Regions from separate parts of the Homo sapiens genome. Here region 1 is linked to region 2. Evidence: chromatin loops called from intact Hi-C (ENCODE). Cell type or tissue: stomach. All regions are shown on one strand. Links, peaks and the distances in the headings refer to the core of each region. The heading gives the core; the rest is flanking DNA.

What was found. Hi-C counts contacts between places; a loop is a spot of excess contacts. Peaks named below come from ENCODE experiments on the same cell type or tissue, not always from the same donor. Only the 100,000 strongest peaks of a DNase experiment are listed, where the experiment ranks them.
Region 1: it touches region 2 in a loop (4-fold over the local background); 87 of 110 quality-filtered maps call a loop at or near these places.

What each region holds. Positions count from the first base shown.
Region 1 is chr17:78,251,121-78,259,436 of GRCh38, forward strand. LOC105371910 (a long non-coding RNA gene) reads left to right here. Exons shown (of 2, transcript NR_164160.1): 2 at 102-1,371. It also overlaps the pseudogene THA1P. Among named protein-coding and RNA genes, the nearest start is that of LINC01993, 23 kb to the right of the region's middle. RefSeq lists enhancers at 2,283-3,001, 3,002-3,719, 3,270-3,539, 6,844-6,893, 6,904-7,223 and 2 more, silencers at 3,090-3,239, 7,634-7,683 and cis regulatory regions at 5,437-5,895, 7,395-7,983. In stomach, for the core only: no CTCF peak of the experiment used is centred there; DNase peaks (open chromatin) are centred at 1,451, 3,481 and 7,621; H3K4me3 peaks cover 1,813 bases; H3K27ac peaks cover 969 bases; H3K27me3 peaks cover 1,561 bases.
Region 2 is chr17:78,109,257-78,117,572 of GRCh38, forward strand. It overlaps TMC6 (transmembrane channel like 6), which reads right to left. Exons shown (of 20, transcript NM_001127198.5): 17 at 8,212-8,316; 18 at 8,013-8,091; 19 at 4,292-4,368; 20 at 1-3,955. The coding sequence ends at 3,892. Among named protein-coding and RNA genes, the nearest start is that of TMC6, 15 kb to the right of the region's middle. RefSeq lists an enhancer at 3,335-3,394. In stomach, for the core only: CTCF peaks have their summits at 3,526 (motif pointing right) and 3,725; a DNase peak (open chromatin) is centred at 3,545.

The sequences.
Region 1 (8,316 bases), core at 276-8,275, 140 kb after region 2:
CCACGTGGCAAATCTGGGGCTCTGCTCTCCTTCCTTCCTCCCCTGGAGAGGCTGCCATCCCAGCCAGCTTCTCCATGGCTGTCCCTTTCTCCCCTCCGCAGGTCCCAGCCTGGTGCCTGGGAAGGGGGTTTGCCCCTGAGCAGCCTGTGCTGGCTGGAGGATGCCCAGGGCCCCAGGTGAGCAATGCCTGCTCCTTACCTGAGCCACCCCACCCTGCTCATAGACGTGGAGGTGGCACTCCTGCCCAAGGAGGAGCTGGGAGCCCCGGCGCCAGCAGTGACACATCACTGAGACAGAAGGAGGGCAGGTCTTGGCATTGAGTCTGGAGGCATGTGGCCCTGCTCAGCGTGGCTAGGCTGAGCCCTAAGGCTACAGTCAACTCACAAATGCCTGAGGCCGGCAAGGAAACAGCACCTTCAAGACACCTCAGTGCTACGTGCCAGAAGACCATCCCATTAAACACACAAGTCTAGGATAGCTGTGCTGCGCTGGGAATCGCTGGGCCACACCCAGCCTGCACACCTGCGCCTGGAGGCCCCTCCACAGAGCATCGCCTGCTGGAGAAGCTGCTGCAATGCTGCTTCTTGGTGGACACGCAGCCGAGGCACCTGCAGTCGTCAGACCCTGGCAGGAAACAGACGGCACACACACACTGGGAAACTGGCAGTGTTTAATCATGGGACGGTTTATAGAGGGGAGGCAGGAGCAGGGAAGCCCGGAGAACAGGCCTGAGGGGTGAGAGGAAGGTGTGGCTGCAGGAACCCGGAGCCAGGGCTATGTGGAGAGGTCCCTGACGCTGGCCCAGAGGCCCTGGGGACCCTCGGAAGAGGAGCTAGGGAGGAGCAGACCTGCAGCCCCCACTGTCCTCCTCCCCCATCTCCTTCCAGGGCTCCCCACCAACCCAACAGAAATGGAGGAATGTGGTCCATGAGTGTCAGAGCCCCCCCATATGCACTGAGGACCTGCTAGGCAGACAGAAGTCGCCCTGCGCTCACCAGAGATGAGGTTGGCCATAGTGTTGGAGGGCACAAAGAGGGTGCGCCCCAGCCCTAGCAGCTCCACAGCCATTTCTTGCAGCTCTGCGGAGGGACAGGGAAGCCGCTGTGCTTGCACACTCGGGTGTCAGCACCGTCCATGCTGCTTTCCCTGTGTCACTTGGGCCAGAGCACGCCCTGAGCCCAGGTGAGGCCCCTAGCCCGAGGCTCCGGTGAGCAGCTGAGTGGGTTTGGAGCCCCATCCACCAGCTGCACACTCTGTGGGCTTAGCAACCACACATCCAGCCCCACAGGGCCCTCAGTCAACTCTGCACCCCACCTACCCTGGGCCATGGCCTCTCCCCGCTCCCCCCAAGAACCTCTCTTGTGGTTTGAACCTGTCCCCGGCAGACCTCACACCTGTCTCACTTCCTTTCCCCTCAGCCCTTTGCAGGTGGGGCCTGTGGTTTCTCTGCTGACTTCCTTTCCTCGTCAGGAGGGATGAGTGGGGGGCTGGACGGGGTGTGAGGGTGCAGCTGGAGGGTGAGGAAGGCTCCCGCTCTTGCTGTAAAGCCCACTGTGGTCCCCCCAACTGTGGCATCAAGTCCTTAGCATGACACTCAGGGCTGGAGTGACCTGGCCTCTGCCCCCCCTCCTCAGAGCCTCCTGCACTCTCCACACCTGCCACATCCCCACCTGCGCCCTGAAGACCTTTCTCACCAGTCTGCTTCTGCTCCTGAAGACCCCTGCCCTGTGAGCCGGCGCTCCCTTCCCTGCCTGGGATGCTTCCACTCAGCCTGCAGGAGGGCTCCTCTGTGAAGCCCCCTTCCCCGTGAGCCACAGCCTCGCCCCATCCTCTGCTTCCCAGGGCACCCTCTCTAGACTCCCATCAACTCAAGCGCCTCCCCAGCCTCTCCTTGAGCGGCAGTGACTTGTTGACATGTGAGGCTGCCTGGGAGCATGGAGATCAGCATCTCCAGCAACGCTGGGCAGCAGCTGGATACATGCTTAGCCCCAGCCATCCCTTAACCCCTTAGCAGACGGGCCCTCGGGATTCAACTGGTGACCCCATGGCTTGTCCTGGCCTAGCTGAGGGGTGTGCACACCCCAACAGTCAAAGTGGTTCACTATGGCAACTCACAACCCAGGGCTGGGGCTGGGGGTCGCTGTACCCTGGAGACACTCCCTAGGTTATTAGAACCCACTCCTTGCGAGGTGCAGCCTGTAGAACCTGCCCCTTTCTACATCTATTTTCCATTTGCCTTCTGTGGGGGAAGGCAGTGCAGGAGAACAGTTGTGGGTTTCAGAGTCAGAAGACCCGGGTTCAAACCTTGGTTCTGCCATTTACTAAGTATGGGGCCTGGAGCGCCTCCCTCCACATCTCAGAACCCTCCTCTGCAAGACTGGACATCACCCATCTCAGGGGGCAGCTGGGTGACAATGCAGGACACACACAACCACCTGGTGAGCCTATAGAAATGCAGGTTCTTCTCGGCAGGCCATGTGAATCTGCATTTCTTTTATTTATTTATTTTTATTTTTATTTTTTTTTTTTTGAGATGGAGTCTCGCTCTTGTCGCCCAGGCTGGAATGCAGTGGGACGATCTCAGCTCACTGCAACCTCTGCCTCCCGGGTTCAAGTGATTCTCCTGCCTCAGCCTCCTGAGAAGCTGGGATTACGGGTGCCCACCACCACGCCCAGATAATTTTTGTATTTTTAGTAGAGATGGGGTTTCATCATGTTGGCCAGGCTGGTCTCGAACTCCTGACCTCGTGATCCGCCTGCCTTGGCCTCTCAAAATGCTAGGATTACAGGCTTGAGCCACTGCGCCCGGCCGGAATCTGCATTTCTAACTTTCAGGTAACAGCAGCACGCACGCAGACGGCAAGCCTATCCTGTGGCAGGTGTTCATTACACCCATTTATGTCGGAGGTTGCAATTTTTTGAATTTTTGCCATCAGACCTTGGCGATGACCTTGAGCAGTAGGACATAAATACCTCCCAGATGCTTAGCGTTCCAATAATGGAACACTAGGCATAAATGGGTTTTAAGCGCCAAGGGAGCCACTTCCCCTGCGTCCCAGACCATCACGGACAGCGCTCCGCTGCCGCCTCCACGACCCCCGGCCTGCACGCCGGTCTTCGCCGTAGTCGTCGTCCCCCACGACCGCCTCGGCCATGACGCACCTCATGGCCGGCCCGGGCCTGGTCACCTTGTCGCTGCGCAGGCCCACCACGTAGGCTGCGACCCCCGCGCTCCCACACCCCGCCCGGAGCGCCCCATGTACCGGGGCCGCCGCTCGGGCCAGTCTGCGGAGCATGGCGCGGGCAGCGCCCGACTCCCCACCCCGGCGGGAGCTGCTGACTCCTCTACTCCCCAGCGAAGGCGGCGAGAGCGACGTGGTCGGTGCGGCCAGAATTCCTAGAGCTGGGAAGCAGCCGCCCTGGGCCGGGGGTCCAGGGAGCGAGCCCCGTGGCACGCTGGGAGTTGTAGTTCGCGCTCCCTCGCGGCGGGCGTGCGCGAGCGTCTGCGAACGGGCCCCGTGGCACGCTGGGAGTTGTAGTACGGGCTGCGTCGCGGCGGAGAACCAGCGAGCCCGTGATGCTGAAGCAGAAGGTTCTGCTCATTGAAGGAGAAACCGAGGCCGAGCGAGTGTGTGTGTGTGTGTGTGTGTGTGTGTGTGTGTGTGTGTGTGTGACAGAGTCTCGCTTTGTCGCCCAGGCTGGAGTGCAGTGACGCGATCTTGACTCACTGCAACCTCCGCCTCACAGGTACAAGCAATTCTCCTGTCTCAGCCTCCCGAGTAGCTGGGATTACAGGCGCGCGCCACCACGCCCAGCTAATTTTTTTTTTTTTTTGTATTTTTAGTAGAGAGGAGTTTTCACCATGTTGGCCTGGCTGGTCTCGAACTCTTGACCTCAGGTGATCCACCCGACTTGACCTCCCAAATTGCTGGGATTACAGGCGTGAGCCACTGCACCCAGCCCTGGGCGAGCTTTTATAACACAGACGCTCATGTGGCACTTGCCATGTGCCAGGCTCTGCCCCAGGCCCTTTGCAAATGTTAGCTCAGTTAAACCTCCCAACGACTCTAGGAGACAAGCACTATTGCTATCCCTGTCTTGCAGATGGGGAACAGGAGACGCGGAGCTAACGGACAGCTGGAGGCCACTTGGGTAGGAATTGGTCCGGGCGGGGTACCGCTGTCTCCAGAGGGCAGCCCTAAATCACTGTTTCATGCTGCCCCTAAAACACAGCTTCCCTCGTTTACCATCTTCAGTATTGATTTGTTGAGCAAGTTCGGTGCGCCAGGCAGTGTCCAGGTGTCCAGGTGCCAGGCTGGGGGACAGGGCTATGTCTCCAGCCGGGTTCCAGTCTAAGGGGAGACCGCTAAAAGAATGCGTGGGGAGCCCCTCCTCCATAGGCCCCTGCCCCTGGGTGGACTGCCTCCATGGGGGCAGGGTGGTGCTGAAGTTCAAGCCAGCTGTGTGGCCTTGGACAAGCCATGTAGCTTCTTTGTGCCTCGGTTTCCTCAACTGCAGATTGGGCTGTTGTGAGCATTCAGTGACTGGATATGTGTTTGGTGCTGACCCCAATGCCTGGCTTGCTGTAAGCTCAGGGTGGTCACCCCACTGTGGCTGTTTTTTAATTTTTTAAGACAGGGTCTCACTCTATCCCCCAAGCTGGAGTGCAGTGGTGTGATTACAGCTCAGTGCATTCTTGACTTCCTGGGCTTGGGTGAACCTCCCACCTCAGCCTCCCAAGTAGTTGGGACTACAGGCAAGTGCTACTATGCCTGGCTAATCTTTCTGTGTTTTTCGTAGAGACAAGGTCTTGCTGTGTTGCTCAGGCTGGTCTCAAGCTCCTGAGCCCAAGTGATTCTCCCTCAGCCCCACAAAGTGCTGGGATTACAGGCGTGAGCCATCACGACCTGCCCAGCTGTGGCTGTTATTATCATTGTCGTTACTGATCCCAGCTTGGAACTCTGAGGGCCCGGGGGCTTTGGGGTGAACTCTGACACAGTCTAGACTGTGGGGTGCCCTTCCCCCACACAGGGAGCACAGGCACCCATTGCCACTCAGCGGCTCCTCTTCCTCTTTCTGTCCCCCATAGGAGAAAGATCCAGGAGGGGCCACAGCTGCTGGGCCAAGCGTCTGGTGAGGGTGGCCCTTGGTGAGGAGGACACCCATCCTAGATCAGTCATGGCCAGGCCTTTACCACAGGCCAGCTCCAGGTCAGGCCTGGGGACTTAGGGCGAGCAGAGGTGGCCTGCCCTCCAGAGCTCAGGTCCCAGGGGTGGGGGACAAGATGCTGGCCGTGAGAGGATGGCAGCGAGGAAGCAGCTCTAACAGTCCCAGTCCAGGCAGCAGGGCAGGCTTTTTGGAGGAAGCAGTGATTAGGCTGAGCTTCGAAGATGGAGCCGACTTTGGACAGAGGGATAGCAGGGGTGAAGCCTCTGGGTAGAGAGGAGCTGCTGCGTTTGTGGCCCTGAGGGCCAGCGTGGCTGGGGAAGTGAGCAGGGGTGGGGATGGAGCCCAAAAGCTACATCCGGGGCCTGATGACCTCTCAGGGGCTCTCCATCTCTCTTCCTTCAGCTTGGTGGGAATTGTAAGTACCCGCAGGGTCAGTGGTCCCAAGGACACCCATGTGATGGACAGGCTTGCTGCCTTCCCCTCCCCAGAGCCCTTCTGGGCCTGACCCACAATCTGCACCAAATTCCTGCCCTTAGAAAACAAGCCCCTTATCTCATTGTCTGGCTCCAGACCTTCTGCTGGGAAGTAGGGGGCGGGGAACGGAGGCCTCTGTGGGAAGGAAAGGAGGTGGTCTGGCGGGGCAGGGACTGGGGGCAGGGATAGCAGCGCTCAGGGGAGAAGGGGGACAAACAAATGGACCCCCGGCCCCTCGAGCTATGGCAGAATCACAGAATGGCCTCCTGTTTGCCAAGCTTCGCAGTCTGCAAAGCCTGCCCTCTGCAGCTTCCCTGCCAATGGTCCCAGCGGCTTTGCAGTGGAAGGATGGGCAGGGAGGCTGGGGTCACAGAGGCCCGAGGACCCTGCCCGAGAGGCACAGCTGGTCACCCAACAGGGCCTTTCTCCCTTTCTCCCAAATCAGAGCTGTCTCCCCAGATAGGTGGCCTCTCCCTGGGGGAACCTGGGGCAGAACAGTTTCCTTCTTCTGGGTCCTCCTATCTAGTCCCCGGGTCACCTGGGCCAGCCCTGCCTTGTCCCAGTGGGGTCTGACAGTGTGGAGGAGCAAGAAGGGTGGGCTCTCACACGGAAAGGTGCAGTGAGGCCTGTGGCAGGTGGACCCCATGACCCCAGCTTGGCCTCTGGGGGGTTGTCTGGGCTCCTACATGTGTGTGTGTGCATGCGTGTGTACATGGGTGTGTGTGTGTGTGTGCATGTGTGTGTGCGCACGTGTGTGTGTGTGACCCTGGCTGCAACTGAGATCTGAGTTGTCTTGCTGGTAAGCTGGGGACGGGCCGCAGTTCCCAGGCTGGGATGAGAAGCCCAAAGCCCTCTGTGGAGCCAACTCTACTTGCCCCCACCCCTGTCCCAGCACTGACCCTCTTCCCTCCCCTCTCTGCAGTTCTTCTTGACATTCTCACTAGAAGGGTCACCATCACTGGAGGTCCTGGGGTCATCTCCTGCCCCAACGCAGGCTGGCCCCACCCCCACATGCCAGCTGCTCCCTTCTCTCCTGAGCCCCTGCCCCCCAGGACTGACCCCTGCAGCCCAGCCCTTCCCAAACTTCTGAGCTCCTCTGTCCGTGGGTGCAGTGGGGCCCCTCGGCGGGGCTTCCTCCCTGGCCTCTGTGGGATCCAGCCCTTCTGCCTCCCAGACGCCTCCCCGCCCCACACTCTGGCTTGCAACACTTCTGTTCCCGAATGCGCTGGCCTCTCTTTCACCCCGAGACCTCTGCACCTGCATTCTGTCTGGAAAACCCCCAACCGTCGGCACGCATCCCTGGTCACCACCTTCTAAGTCTTCAGATCTTAGCTGAGACGCCTCATTCTCCATGAAGCCCTCCTGGCCCAGCCCAGTGGGGGATGGAGGTAGCCCTCCTCCTGTGCTGCCTATAGCACCTTTTCTTCCCACTGCGCACGGGTCACAGCTGCCTGTTTACTCCTCTGACTTCTCCGTGTGGCTGATGCCCTGTGCCTGCAGGGCCCAGACGCCCTCCTCCTTTGGTGTGTCCTGCATGCCTAGCCCAGTGCCAGGACCACAGGACTCAGTAAACACCAGCCAGGTGACTGACAATGGAGGGACATGTGGTTCGCCATCCCCTGCCCCTGGGACCCCCCAGGCAGAAGTGTGCACACCCCCCAGGGTGTGAGACCCCTGTGCAGAAGGACATGGCGAGGATTCCAGAGGAACAGGGGCTGGCCTGGCCTCAGCCTCTCAGAGTCAGGTCTGGGGGTCCTGAAGACAGCCCCCTCCCTGGCCTTCTTGAGAGATTTGCGGCTCCCCTGAGCAGTGGGAGGCCACTGGGCTGGCTGGAGGGGGCCTTGCGACATAAGCCCCAGGTGGGCTGCCTTTCACGGCGCCCCCGGCTCCCTGGCACCCGCCCAGGCGCAGGCGCTGGGGTGTGGGCACACACTCACATGCTGAGTTCAGTGTGCGGATTCCTGTAACGCTGGGCTGCTGGCAGGAAGTGCGCGCCGGGGAGGCTGCTGCTGGGAACCCAGGGCTGGCCCCGCTGAGATAAAGGGAGGCAGCAGATCGCAGCTGGAGATAGCGGCCCTGGGTCCTGGTAAACAGGTGGGGGGGGTGGGGGGGGGGAAATGTCCTTTCCATCCCATCCTCTTGGCCCTGAGCCTGCAGGATCTATAGCGCCCTAGCCTAAGCCCAGCCCCGATAGCTTGGGATCCAGAGGGGAGTTGTCGGCACTGCCATCATCATTCCCAGCCTGGGGGACTGGGTGGCAAAGGACAGGGCGCTGGGCCTGGGGGCCTGGCTGGGCCCATGGTGGGCATGCACTTGGCCCACGTGGGGGCCACTGGGTGTCAAGGTCATGTGTGCTGTTGGGAGGGTGGGAAGGGGAAGGGAGGGAGCTCCTCCAAGCCCCTGCACTTCCCCAACTGGGACCCCCTAGTGGGAAAGATGTCCCTCTCCAGGTTCGCCTTCAGCACCATCTCCGGAAATCCAGAGTGAGGTGCCATGAGGGTGCGAGACCGGGAGAGAATGGGGGGTGGAGTGAGGGGGGCGTGAGGGCTGTTCCCCAGCCAGGTGCAGAGCAGGGGGGCTACAGAGCTGGGGAGACCCTGTGCATGACTTCAACAGGAAGCCACAGGATGTTCACCTGCACTCCATCAGCTCACCGTGGGCTAGCGGGAGCTC
Region 2 (8,316 bases), core at 30-8,029:
GCGAGCCCCGACTGAGTGTTCAGTGAAGAGGGAAAACAGAGACAGTGGGGCATCCCGAGAAGATCCTCTGCAGGAGTGCGGTGTCTACGGATGGACCAAGAAAACCTACGCAGGATCCACGTGGAAACAAAGCTGCTTAGCTCTGCATATCAGTGCTTCTCGGCGGAGCTGTGGCTGATGGGCTCCTGGTGCAGGACTGGCCCCTGAACAGCACAAGTGTAGTATGCCTGGGCCCCAGGTCATCATGAAAACCAGAAGCAGACACTCAGGAGGCTGAGGCGGGAGGATCACCTGAGCCCAGGAGGTCGAGGCTGCAGTGAGCTGTGATCGTGCCACTGTGCTCCGGGATGGGCAACAGAAAGACCCCATCTCAAAAAAGCAGAAGCACATTTCCGAAGCCCCCCAAGCCCACGGGCGTGAGTGCATGCATGCGTTTGTGACAGCCTGGTGCTCGGATGGGCCCAGAGCAGGGGTTCTCAACCTTGGCCCATTAGAATTACCTGAAAATTTTTAAGATAATTCACATCCGGCCAGGCATGGTGGCTCATGCCTGTAATCCCAGCACTTTGGGAGTCCGAGGCGGGCGGATCACCTGAGGTCAGGAGTTCAAGACCAGCCTGAGCAACATGGAGAAACCCTGTCTCTACTAAAAATACAAAATTAGCTGGGCATGGTAGCACATGCCTGTAATCCCAGCTACTTGGGAAGCTGAGGCAGGAGAATGGCTTGAACCCAGTAGGCGGAGGTTGCGGTGAGCCAAGATCGTCCCGTTGCACTCCAGCCTGGGGAACAAGAGTGAAACTCCATTCCAAGAAAAAAAAAAAAAATTCACATCCAAAATTTTAAAGATAATTCAAATCCAAATCAACTCAATCAGAATCTCTCGGGGTGGGCCTCAGGCACCAGTGTTTTTTTGTTTGTTGGGACAGGGTCTTGCCATTGCCCGTGCTGGATTCAAAACACCTGGGCTCGGCAGGTGTTGTGGTTCATGTCTGTAATCCCAGCACTTTGGGAGGCCGAGGCGGGCAGATCACTTGAGGTCAGGAGATCTTGACCAGCCTGACCATCATGGTGAAACCCCATCTCTACTAAAAATACGAAGATCAGCCAGGCCTGGTTGTATGCACCTGTAATCCCAGCTACTTGGGAGGCTGAGGCAGTGAGCCGAGATCATGGAACTGCACTCCAGCCTGGGCAAGAGCAAGACTCTGAAAAAGCAAATAAACCGAAACTCTTGGGCTCAAGCAATCCTCCGCCTCAGCCTCTGGAGCAGCTGCAATTACAGACAGGCGCCACCACCTCCAGCAAGTACCAGTGTTTTTAAAACCTCCCTGGTAGATTCCGTTGTGCAGCCCAGGCCGAGAAGCATCGCGGAGTCTTGTCATTCAGCCTGAAAATAGCATCAAGTTCCCATCCACTCGAACAACAGTTTGTAGATCTTAGGCTGCTCTCATCGAGCAAACATGGCCTCCTTGCAACACCTCAAATGGGTGCCAGGCATGGTACGCAGCACACAAACTGTGTCACTTGATACAGCGGCCCCATGAGGCGAGGAGCTGGGAGGTCACAGAACATGCCCCAGGGCACCCAGGGACACACTGAAGCCCAGGCCTCCAGCACGCAAGGGCTGCTCTGAAGAAATACGGGAGGTCCTCACTGGAGGGTCTGGGGCCACACGGTGGGTCCGGAGACAGAAACGAGGAGAGGACGGGCTCACCCAGCCGTGGGGCCGCGGGCTGGACATCCAGTGGGAGTGGGAAGCCGCCGTCTCAAGGCAGAATTCCCTCTCTGGGACACCTCGGGTTTTGCTCTTAAAGCTTTCAGCTGATAGGATGAGGCCCACCCACATTCTCAAGGATGATCTTTAGGTGAAATCGACTGTAGGTGTTCACCACATTCCAGCAGCACACGATCACAGCAACACCTCGGCCCCTCTCGATGAGATCACTGGGCCCCACAGCCTGGCCTGGTTGACACGAAAGACTGACTAGCACACACGGTAATTCTCCAGAAATATCCAGGCCAAGTTCTTCCACTTTCCTGTCATAAGCAGCTAGTACTGTCCTTTGTGAGGCTGGCAAGATGGGCTCAACAGGTCACAACCAATGATCATGCTGGCAAGCCAGCAGTGGCAGGCGCACGTCCCCAGCCAGAGAGGGACCGTGATGGTTTGGAGGACAGCATCTGCACAGATAGGGGCTGGAAACCCTACGTCGGTCCCTGTGGACTGTCACGTCACTTTCTGGACTGCCCACGCAGCTTCACCCAGCAGCACTCGCACCTGAAGATGCTGCCACAGTTGGCTGCCCAGAATCAGCACCAGCTACTTGCTGAGGCCCAGAAGCACCACTTGGCTCAGATCCACCCAGATGCCAACTCTGTCGGGCCCCTGTGGCAGCACCCAGATGTCTGCAGAGCACAGGAGCATCCCCATGGGATTGGGTGGGCTAGACCCAGCGTGGGGGTCTGCTAGCAGCCAGTGGCATCTCCATCTGGGTCTGACCCTTTTCTGGGCCCATCGCTCTTTGACCATTTCCCCACCTGGGTTCATTCCCCCAATCCCAAGCGCAGCTCCTGCAGGCCTGGAGCCCTGGGCTGTGACAGGCTGGTCCCCACAAGCCTGGAACCCTGCGCCGTGACGGGCTGGTCCCCACAGACCTGGAGCACTGGGGTCATGACGGGCTGGTCCCCGCAGGCCTGGAGCACTGGGGTCATGACGGGCTGGTTCCCGCAGGCCTGGAGCACAGGCTGACGGGCTGGTCCCCACAGACCTGGAGCACTGGGGTCATGACGGGCTGGTCCCCGCAGGCCTGGAGCACAGGCTGACGGGCTGGTCCCCGCAGGCCTGGAGCACTGAGGCTGACGGGCTGGTTCCTGCAGGCCTGGAGCACAGGCTGACGGGCTGGTCCCCACAGACCTGGAGCACTGGGGTCATGACGGGCTGGTCCCCGCAGGCCTGGAGAACTGAGGCTGACGGGCTGGTCCCCGCAGGCCTGGAGCCCTGGGCTGTGATGGGCTGGTCCCCGCAGACCTGGAGCCCTGGGCTGTCATGGGCTGGTCCCTGCAGACCTGGAGCACGGGGTCATGACGGGCTGGTCCCCGAATCCCTGTGCCCACCCCCCACAGCCTACGGTTTTCGGTATCCCACGGGCTCCTCAAACTCAGCCCAGTCAGACCCAGGATCACCACCCCCCAGCCAGCTGCTGGCAGCCAGAAGCAGGGGGCCAGCCCCACCTCACCAAGCCCTGTTCGCCTCCAAGCACAGGTGCTGGTTACCTATGCCTGGGAGGCAACTGTCCCCACAACTCATTTGCAACTGATATGTCTCCCCTCCAAGTCCCTCTCTAAATTTGTCTCCTGCTCCAGTAGATGCTACAGCATCACCCAATGGTTGACGCATCGCTCTGGTCACAATCCGTGCCTGCTCGGCTCACTTGTGCAGGTGTAAGCCCCTCCTGGGCGCGAGTTCAGGCTGGTCAAAGGCAGCAAGCGAATCAAGCCCTGGCGCGGTCCAGCCCCTGCCATCTGGGGCTTGGCCAGCAGAGGGCGCCCCCACTCCAGCTGAGGTTCCCAGGACCCAGACCTGCGCCTGGAGGTGGCCCCAGGGCAGCGGGAAGCAGGCCCCGGGTGTGGTCACAGACACAGAGCCCCAAGGGACAAGCCCATTTGCAAAACCCCTTTAATCAGAATAAATAGAGTCCCAGGCAGGGCAGAGTTCATTGGGGATGCCCAAGCCGGATTCACCCACCCTTCCAGCTCCAGCCTAGGCGCAGCTGCGGCTTTCGAGAGGCGAAACTGTCTTCCTTGTCCTGGTGTCCCAGCAGGGTCACTGGGAGGCAACAGTGTGGTCTCAGGGTGCTGGGCGGGCCCGTGAGGCCCATCGCCGTCCCCCTAGGCATCCTGTTCATCTGTGAGCAGGGCAGGGGGTGCCGCAGCCTCCTCGGTTGTCCCAACCCTGCCAGAAAGAGACATCACTGAGGGGACCCCATAAACATCAACATCCCTGCAACCTGGCTGGGCGCAGCCAAGGCCCGGCGAGGGACAGGCCAGACGCCCCACAGCCTTTCTCCTGAGATGTATTTTAGGTCCCTGTCAAAATGGCCAGGCTCCGGAGGCCAGAGAAGGCTCTAGAGAGAGTGAAGGTGGGCGCCGGGGGGGAGATTTTTGTAGGTCAAAAGCGGTCAAGTGTCAGCAATGTCGTGGTGTAGCCCCAGTGGCAGCCCTACTGTCCAGCCCTGGCCCCTCTCCCCTCCAGGCTCAGAGTGTCCCCAATCCCTCCACGGACCCTCACCTGCTCCTCTCCTCCCTCTCCTTCCTCTCGTAGATGGAGTGAAGCTTGTTGATTAAGAAGATTTTGTCCTCACCCTCCTAGAAAGGCCAGAACACAAAGGGGAGGAGAAATCATCCATCAGCCCATCCAGAGCCATCCTGTTCCAAACTGCATTTGAGGGAAAACTCACGAGGTGTATTCAACATCGCAAGCAGCAAAAACATAAAAGAAAAGGTGAAAGGGCCACCAAACAAGGACAAGGAAAAACCAAGAGCCAGGAAGTGGGCGTATGTGTGGATCTAAGCTTCCTAGTGGCCAAAGTGAAAAGGGAAATGTAATCAGCAGCCCAGAGCCAGCCTGACTCAATTTAAAACCAGCCCTGCCACGTACTGGCTCTGCCTTGGGTTACTAACTCTGTGACCTCAGTGGCAGCATCTGTAAAGGGGGATAATAACACAAGGCACAGGGTTTACATTAGTTTCCTGCTGCTGTCGTAACGAACTGTCATCAACTTCGTGGCTTAAAACACCACCGGTTTCTCAACTTTCAGTTCTGGAAGTGAGAAGTCCAAAATGAGTCTCACTGGGCTCCAGTCAAGCATGATCAGGGCTACATTCCTCCCGGAGGCTTCGGGGGAGAATCCTCTTCCTCGCCTTTTCCAACTTCTAGAGGCCCCTGGCTCTCAGCCCTTTCCTCCACTTCAAAGCCAGCAGTGGCTGCTCAAGTCCTGCTCACGTGGCACCACTCTGACCCTGACACTCCGGCCTCTGTTTTTCACCTCTAAGGACCCTGAGATCACGCTGGGCCACCACGATAATCTAGGGCCATCTCCTATCCAAAGTCAGCTGACTGGCAACTTTAATTCTACCTGCAATCGTAATTCCCCAGCCACGCAACGTAACGTATTCACAGGCTCCATCCAGTCTTAGGACGGGGACATCTTTGGGGCCAGTACTGGACTGACCCAGGGCTCTTTCGACAATGAAATGTGACAAGCAGAGGGGGCACTTAGCAAAGGATCTGGTGCACCGAAACACTGATCATCAGTGCCTGGGTCAGACCGGGATTCCCCGCCCGGAGCTTCACACAGAGAACAGGAGTTCTGTCAAGAGCCACACGGATTGGCTCTGGGCACCTGGCAACCTGGCTCAGCCTAGGAGGACCACTTAGAATACCTTCAAGGAGAGACCATGGGCCCCTTAAGCAACAACCTAAGTAGCTTCTATCGAGTTGCTGATGAGTATGGAGGGGCTGTGCACTTGAGCCATGCCGACCTGCACGGGGAAAACTCAGACCGACAGCCCCAAAGACGGGTCAGAGCTCGGCCTTGGGTAGACACCACAGCCAGCATCCGCCTGGAGAAAGGTCCTTCCCATCCCAGAGCAACGGTGGGTAGAGCTGGGATTCTCCCAGCACCACTCTGCATTCCCCGCCCGGACCCACCTGGCCCTACCTGGCCCCTGGGGGCTCTGAAATGCCACCCAGTAGGGCAGGAGCCATTCCCCACTTCCAATATCTACAGCCAGACAACCACCGCAGCCGAGATGCCAGGCTTTCAGCTCTATGTGGTGAAACGGGAAAGGCAGGAGATGGGACAGTGTGTACTACAGTGTTTACAACCCAAGCAATGTGGGAGCCGTCCCATGAGTGCTTGGGACGAGCTGGGACGAGCTGCCTGGAGCCCTGGATCCTGGCACCAACTAGCCAGCAGCAGGGTCACATGGCTGCCGAGGCCCACTGGCTGCACCCCGCCCTGCCCTCGCCTTGGCAGACGCCAGCCGCTGATCCCCACAAGCGCCCCCCTAGCCCTGGTGTGGAGCATGCCTAAGGACACTGGCACTCACCAGCCCCAGAGTGAAAACCTGCAGGAGGACAAATGGCAATGGGAGGGGATGGGGAGCCCTAGGGGGAGGGCAGAGCCCAGCAGCAGGACGCAAGCCTGGAAAAGCCACAGGACCTGCTTCACGGGGGGCCGTTCCCCAGGGGAGGGGCCTCGGGGAGGAGGCCAGGCTGGGTAGCCCGGGGGGAAAGTGCCTTGTCTCCAACTTGGTGGGTGCCCAGTGGGCAAGGAGGTCCTCCTGGGCAGAGAGGAGCGAAGGGAGTGGGCACAGGGGCGAAGGGAGTGGGCACAGGGGCGAAGGGAGTGGGCACAGGGGCGAAGGGAGTGGGCACAGGGGCGAAGGGAGTGGGCACAGGGGCGAAGGGAGTGGGCACAGGGGCGAAGGGAGTGGGCACAGGGGCGAAGGGAGTGGGCACAGGGGCGAAGGGAGTGGGCACAGGGGCGAAGGGAGTGGGCACAGGGGCGAAGGGAGTGGGCACAGGGGCGAAGGGAGTGGGCACAGGGGCGAAGGGAGTGGGCACAGGGGCGAAGGGAGTGGGCACAGGGGCGAAGGGAGTGGGCACAGGGACCAGCTGCCGGGTGGACAGTACTCCTGGGGGCTGCCTCTCCGGTATGGGGTCCGACCCCCTTCTGCAACTCACTCCCATGACACAGCATGAGGGCCTCAGCAACTCGCTCTGTCGCCCGGGCTGGAGTGCAGTGGCGCAATCTGGGCTGATTCTCCTGCCTCCGCCTCCTGAGTAGCTGGTACAGGTGGACGCCACCACGCCCAGCTGATTTTTGTACTTTTAGTAGAGACGGGGTTTTGCCATGATGGTCAGGCTGGTCTCGACCTCCTGACCTCAAGTGATCTGCTCACCTCGGCCTCCCAAAGTGCTGGGATTAGAGGCCTGAGCCCCCATGCCCAGGCTTTTTTTTTTTTTTTTTTATGAGACAGAGTTTCACTGTCACCCAGGCTGGAGCGCAGTGGCACAATCATAGCTCACTGCAGCCTCAACCTGGGCTCAAGCAATCTCCTCCCTCAGCCTCCCAAGTAGCTGGGACTACAGGTGCACACCACCACACCCAGCTAACTTTTAAAATTTTTATAGAGACGAGGTTTCACTCTGTTGCCCAGGCTGGTCTCGAACTCCTGGGCTCCAGCCATTCTCCCACCTTGGCCTCCCAAAGCATTGGGACTATAGGCATGAGCCCCACCACACCCGGTCAAACATTGTTTTCTTCATAAAAATGTTTTGGCCAGGCACGGTGGCTCATGCCTATAATCCTAGCACTTTGGGAGGCCAAGGTGGGTGGATTGCCTCAGGAGCTCGAGACCAGCCTGGGCAACACAGTGAAACTGCATCTGTACGAAAAACACAAAAAAGTAGCCGGAGTGGCGGCAGGCCCTGTACTCCCAGCTACTCGGGAGGCTGAGGCAAGACAGTTGCTTGAACCCAGGAGGCAGAGGTTGCAGTCAGCTGAGACTGTGCCACTGCACTCCAGCCTGGGTGACAGAGCGAGACTCCGTCTCCAAAAAAAAAAGTTTTAAGTCCTAACTCTCAACCTTAATCCACCTGTTTGTAAAATGAGTGAAGAGTCCATAGGGACCCAAAAATCCTCACAGAGACTGTCTAAACCCTCAGCGGGGCCACACCCGGGGGCTGAAATCACACCCCACCCCCCAGAGCCCTGGTCCCAGTGGGGCCCTGCGGGTCCTTGGGGATCAGGAGCCTGGCTCTGTCTCACGGCTACTTCGTCACTTGATCTGAAGTGCACGTATTGATCAGGGTCACTTGTTTGGCAAACAAACCCTTTCACCAGCCAAGGCCCACAGGAGATGTACAGGGGAGTGGAGGGGAGCGTCACCCTCAGGTGACCTGAGAGGGTGGGGGCTGAGAGCAGCCCAGGAGGGGCACTCACATTGCTGATCTGCTCCTTGAGCAGGCAGATGACCTTGCGCTGGCCCCGCACCACCTGGATGTTGAGGTAGATCACGGCCCTGCGGGAGAGGGGCTGTCGGGCAGGGCCCAGGGCCACAGCCCGGGAGCGGCCAGTCCCCACACGGTGCAGGCCCAGCGAGGGCCATCTCCCCAGGGCCGCCCCCACCTGCGGGACTCACAGCAGCAGGGCTGACACCAGGAAGACAAAGAAGGTGTTTTCCATCAGGTACCGGTGCACCCAGGGCAGCCAGGAGACCCTGGGGCCTGCCGCCTCCAGGTGGCGC